Linked DNA regions of Homo sapiens: region 1 is linked to region 2. The links are chromatin loops, found by intact Hi-C in ENCODE. Cell type or tissue: gastrocnemius medialis. All regions are shown on one strand. Each heading gives the region's core, and the rest is flanking DNA. Links, peaks and the distances in the headings are about the cores only.

What was found. Peaks named below come from ENCODE experiments on the same cell type or tissue, not always from the same donor. Only the 100,000 strongest peaks of a DNase experiment are listed, where the experiment ranks them.
Region 1: it touches region 2 in a loop (7-fold over the local background); 13 of 110 quality-filtered maps call a loop at or near these places.

What each region holds. Positions count from the first base shown.
Region 1 is chr12:76,341,926-76,344,780 of GRCh38, forward strand. It overlaps BBS10 (Bardet-Biedl syndrome 10), which reads right to left. Exons shown (of 2, transcript NM_024685.4): 2 at 2,549-2,855. Among named protein-coding and RNA genes, the nearest start is that of BBS10, 5.1 kb to the right of the region's middle. In gastrocnemius medialis, for the core only: no CTCF peak of the experiment used is centred there; no DNase peak of the experiment used is centred there; H3K4me3 peaks cover 354 bases; H3K27ac peaks cover 2,265 bases.
Region 2 is chr12:76,265,826-76,268,749 of GRCh38, forward strand. All of the region lies in intron 1 of LNCOG (lncRNA osteogenesis associated), which reads left to right. Among named protein-coding and RNA genes, the nearest start is that of LNCOG, 7.4 kb to the left of the region's middle. In gastrocnemius medialis, for the core only: no CTCF peak of the experiment used is centred there; a DNase peak (open chromatin) is centred at 1,196; H3K4me3 peaks cover 303 bases; H3K27ac peaks cover 1,942 bases.

The sequences.
Region 1 (2,855 bases), core at 356-2,855, 76 kb after region 2:
GTATTTGAAGCCAGCAGGATTTGCTGATAGATTGGTTGTGGAGCATGAAGACAAGTCAATGTGTTTCTTAGGTTTTTGTCCTGAGCAGGTGGGAGGTGGGTGGTACCATTAACTGACATGGGGCGACAGTGGGAGGGCTAGGGTTAGGAAATGGGAAATAGCAATTCTATTTTGGGCACGTTAAGGGTGAGCATCCAAGTGGAGACTGGGTTGGCAGGTGGATAAATGAGTTGAGAATTCAAAGAGGTCTAGGCTGGAAATATATAATTTGGGATTATCAGCATCTATTGGCACCCAAGCCATGGATGGATAGGCTCTCCTAGGAAGCAAGTATAGGTAGAGGAGGGCCAGGACTATGCCATGGGGAACCGGAGCATGAATGGACTGGAAAGAGGACCATATATTTCATTTGATTTCTCTTGTTCTGATTCCACGCTTACTGAGCAAGCACCTGATTATTGTTTGACTTCCCATAGAGATCCACACATAAAGGAAAGATTGGCCAAATGGACTTGGAATATTCTAGTTCCTGGGAGAGTTCTCACTGTAAATAAATTTATCACATTCACAAGCTTAGCGTGAGTTAGCCCCTGAGACAAAGCCATAATCAGTGTGCTCACAAAAATCTGATGGTGAGTCTGCATAAGGGAGAGCCAGACCCTGCACTGTGGAAATTCCCCCGAGAATGAAGCACTGCTTGCTGGCACTCTTTCACAGCTCACACCTCTTTGCAGCCTGCCTAGTGAGAATGTTCTCATATTTCCAGAACTGGTGAGACAATCCTAAGCCAGGTGTAGCTAAGAGAATATTCCTTTTTTTCAGGTGTATATCTTTTATTGTCAAAGTTCTACTTATTTGTCAGGGTGTCTCACAGTTTTTCTTCCATGCTGATCTTGCATTTCCTTAGATCAGGGTCCTTATTACTTAATTACTATTTGGAGAGTATTCTCTATGTGCTTGCACTAGATCTATTTTAAAATCTTATTTCATTTTTATATAGGTAATATTCAATTGGTTCAAAAATCAAAATGACATTGAGAAATCTTCCTACCTCCTCCTGATTGATTGGTATCTCCTCCCCCACCCCTCCAAATCATTGCCTCTCTTTGTGAATCCATCTAGCTTTTAGGCTGTTAGCAATCTTTTGCTATGACAAAGTTGCAATTAATAACTATATATACATACATATACATGGTTTGTGAGCTGTAGTTTTTGTTTTCTCTGCTAAGCTGTGAAGATGAGAAAGACATATTCTACTTCTTTTGGGAGAGGAGAGGCAATTTCTGATAAAAGTTCAGGCTCAAACTGCATTCTTCTTCCCCTTCCCTTTTAGTCTGAAATGTGGATAACATGGCAATTCCTGTACAACATGATTAAATAGCATCCCTGGCTGAATCAGCTCAAGGATGTTCAAGTTTAACTATTGCTTTGAAAATAAAAATGGCTCATGCTGGCCCAATGAGAAAAAATAAGAAGGTCTATAAAGGTTATTGGAGAAAATGTGTTTGTGGGAGGTGGATCGACATGTAACTTAATAATAAAAAGAAACGCAGTTGAGAAGTTAATGCGTATTTGTCTTTTCCCTCCCATGGTGTAGCAGATTGTATTTTCCAAAGATAGCTGCCTCAATATATCCCATCCCACATGCTCTTATGATGTGACACTGACACTGTTCCCATTGAGTGGTGGGGCCTGCATTCTTCTCCTTTGAACCTCAGGTGATGCTTATGACTGCTCAAACAACAGAATGCAGTGAAAGTTGTCCAGTTAAGCCCAGTCAACCCCCAGAACCACAAGTAAATAACATAATGATTCAAAAAAACTAAGTTTTGGGATTATTCATTATGCAGCAGTAAAAAATAGAAACATGATCTTGATTTTGATTTTAACTGGCCTTTACATTTTCCTTGGTCTTGATTCTTTAATTTTCATTCAGATTTTACTGTAATTTTGTCTGTTCCTTTTCTTGGGTGGGGATGGTCTGTTCTTATTGCAGGTCACTTCACATCCTTTGTGGTAGAGGGTATAAGTATAATGTAATTACATTTTTAAAAGTGCTTTCCTATCTAACTCAGTGATGTAAACTCTCTAGTGTTATTCTGTAAATAAGGATAAATCCATGAAAGTTTTACCACCATTTTTGAGGGGTTTCTTTTAATGAAAAGGAAAAGGATTACTTTGTGTAGATCTGTTCTACACTTTCTGCTCCTCCCCAAAATAGATCCTTTGCCCATGAAAGTTTATAGAAATTATAATCTCATCTATGAGGACCAAATGACAGATTCATTCAACAAATAGGCCCTCAATAGGCATCTATTGTGTGTAAGATATTAGACCAAGTGCCAAACGTACAAAGACCCAGTCCTACCTCAACAGGGCTCCTGGACTAGTGACTATACCTATTAAATGCTTATCATATGCAAAGCACTGGGCATGTCTGGAAGTCATTAAATGCTTACAGTAATGGAGGAGTGTTTTAAACAACCACAAAAAAAGCAAAGTGACCAAATGACCTGAAAGGCAATTAAAAAAAAAATGAAAAAAATTATGCAGCAGTTTTAAAGTTCATTCATCCATGAATTCAGCAAAAGAGCTAATTTATTCTCTCCATATTCACAGAAACAAAATAATGCATCATATAGCATAAATGTTTAAAAAATCAGAATTACATTTAATATAAAAAATTTTGATATTATAGTTTTTAAAATACATTAGTCAACACTTATTCAACTATAATTAAAGTTTTTTTTCTTCAGTCAATCCCAAGTAAGAATCTGTTGAATAAGTAAACTGGAAACATGTATTTAAAGGAATGAATTAAAGATAACACTGTTTTGTTCAACAAGCACTTCTGA
Region 2 (2,924 bases), core at 164-2,663:
TTATTACATATTTGTAAGGCATTTTACACCATGATGCTCTTAAATTCTGTGTCTTTTTTTCTATTTTACTCTATTAGCATTAAAGCTCTTAAATTCCGTAGGCAGCTGTGATGGTTAAATTTTTGTGTGTCAGATTGGCTAGACCATGACCATGACCACGATCATTGGCATGACCATTTGTTTGGACAAATACCAGTCTAGACGTTGATGTGAAGTATTTTGTAGATGCAGTTAAGATATACCACCAGTTGACTTTAAGTAAAGGAGATTACCCTTGATATTGTTGGTGGACCTCATACAATTAGTTGAGGGCCTTAATAGCAAAAACAGATTGTTTTGGGGAAGAATTTCTACCTTAAGACTGTAACATAGAAACCCTGCCTGAATTTCCAACCTATGGAATTGCCCTACAGATTTCAGATTTACCAGCCCCCCACCACCACAGCCTTCTAAATATTCACATTATTTTCAGTGTTCAATTTTTGCAGTGTATAGTAGCTTGCTTCATAACAAACTAGTAGTATATGTTCGCTTCATTGTCAAATCCACTTAATTAACATATCATCATGATTTGCATTCTTTGCCCTTTAAAGTGTTTTCCTATTTTTCATTAGTTCTTAGTCATTGTTGCACAGGAAATCTTCTACAACTTGCCGTTCTGTTTTTTAAGTCATATATTGTTTTGATTCTGATACTGTATTTTTCAAGACAGATAGCAGGATCTATCTTCTGTAATAACTTTACTTATAATATTATTGATTTCAACAGGCACTTCCTTTTCTTCCTTTCCCTCTCTTCATTGTTACCTATAAGGGCAGCTTTAACTCTTCTCAAAGAGTGAAATTAACCCCAAATTTCAAAATAACAAAAATGTACACAGTAGACATGATAGTGCTGGGTAGGGGCTCTGAGACATAACCAATGGTCAAAAAGGTTTTTGCCACTATGTGAGGTTTTTTCCCACACTGGCAAAAGAGCTTCTGTTTTTCAGAGCCTTTTAAATTTTATAATTGTGGAGAAAGGATTATGAATCTGTACCTGTCTCCTGCTAAAATGTCACACATTTTGAAATGTACTTGTCCTTGTTTGACTAAGCATTAAGACAAAGTGTTCTCTGCAACGAGAGCTCTTCTTGCCACCCACTTGTGTTACACATAGTACATTAATGAGGTGACTGTGATCTCATCCTCCTGGCTTGCCTTCCTTGGCTCAGATTCCAGAGAAGCAGCCGTCAGGTCCTCCAGATCCTTTGGGCTGAGCTGACTGATGACCTTACCATGGGACTCACAGCTCCTTGCTGCTCCAACATTTTAAGTTCTGGATAAGCTAGTACCCAAAAGGAGTCCTTTTTACTACCAATACCAAATCCTCCAAGAGCTTCCCTCACTCTCTTAGGGCCTCTACTGCCCAAATGCTGGTCCCCAGTGAATATGCCTTCTCAGTCCCCAACTCTATGCCATCTGGTAGGAATATAGGGAGCTGGAGGGATTTATGGCTAAGGGATCCTGCACACTTGAATTCCATCTGTCCTGCAGTAAACGATATACACAGAAAAGGATGGTGGGCAAAGAGGCACGTTCTATTTAGCTGGGCTCTGGCTCAAGCCCCAGTGTAGAGTCTTGTGAACTGGAGTAGACCACATGCAACTTGGTGAACGTATTTTGCCTAGACGAGGCTGAGCTCTTAGGCTTTTGTCTCAGGCTCTGGCCCTGCAAAAGAAAAGGCATCCTGAAGCCTACAGCATGGCCACACCCTTCCCCGTTGGGAGTGAAATGAGAGGAAGTGGAGGGAGCACGAGGAGCTGCTAAAATCTAGTCAACTGCATCTCTGTTTTTTATCTTTGACCCATTGTTCAATAGGCTTAACATCCAGGCCCATCTTCTCTGATCTCTTAGGATAAAAAGTGCCCAAAGAGTCAGTGTCAGCAGAACATTTTTGCACGAACTGACTGGTTTAATGTTTTCCACTAAGACTGTAAACCCCAAGAAGGGTTCAGTGACCCTTCTTGCCCTTGATGGTGTTCTTGAGGGAAGAGCAAAGGTAGCAGGAATGTGGAACTCTGAGCTGCTTATGGCCAACCTAGGGGATGCTTTATGAAGTGATGGTTGAATAAATTAAAATGGAACAAGACTTCCTATAATCACAATCATCGTCTATCTCAGAATGTAGCACAAAAGATACCACTGAAGTTATTTGCTTCCTTGCTACCTTGGAGGAGAAACAAAAATCTCTCTAGCTTTGAGCTATGGCTAACTGAGGCAGTAAGAGGTGTAAATGCTGTCTTTGGAAACCTGGGATCCAAATAAATCCCAACTTCCTTTTCACTTGTGTTCCCTTCTCTACTTTGGGAAGCAAATCAGAGACATTGAAGATGGTGGCACTGCCAAATATATCAGACCTCAACATGTACTCTGTAGTAAAGTCTACCCTTCAACAAAAAAGAGCACTACCACAAGATATTTATTCTTATCTTACTCTCTGAATTAAAATCCTGACCTGAGGCACTTCTCTGTCTGCATTATTTTCAGAAGAGTCTAGATCTGAAATCTAATTATATTGCATATTAAAACACCAATATTGATGTTATTCCATCAAGCCCTGTCATACTTTGCAGGCTACATCCTTTTGGCCCCGATTTGTCTTCATTCATGTTACTTGAATCATCTTGATGAAATGCTCTGAATCTGTCTGGGAGAAAGTTTATTTTGATATCTGATCTGATCCAGACCTATTCTCAAGTCCCTTTGAAAACTCACTGGTAATATGCAGTCATTTGCTAATTGAAATTTGACCAATAATTAGCCAAGGATATTCTTTTGTTCAATTATCTTATGATAGCTGGCCAGATGCAATGGCTCACGCCTGTAATCCCAGCACTCTGGGAGGCCAAGGCAGGCGGATCACGTGAGCCCAGAAGTTCAAGA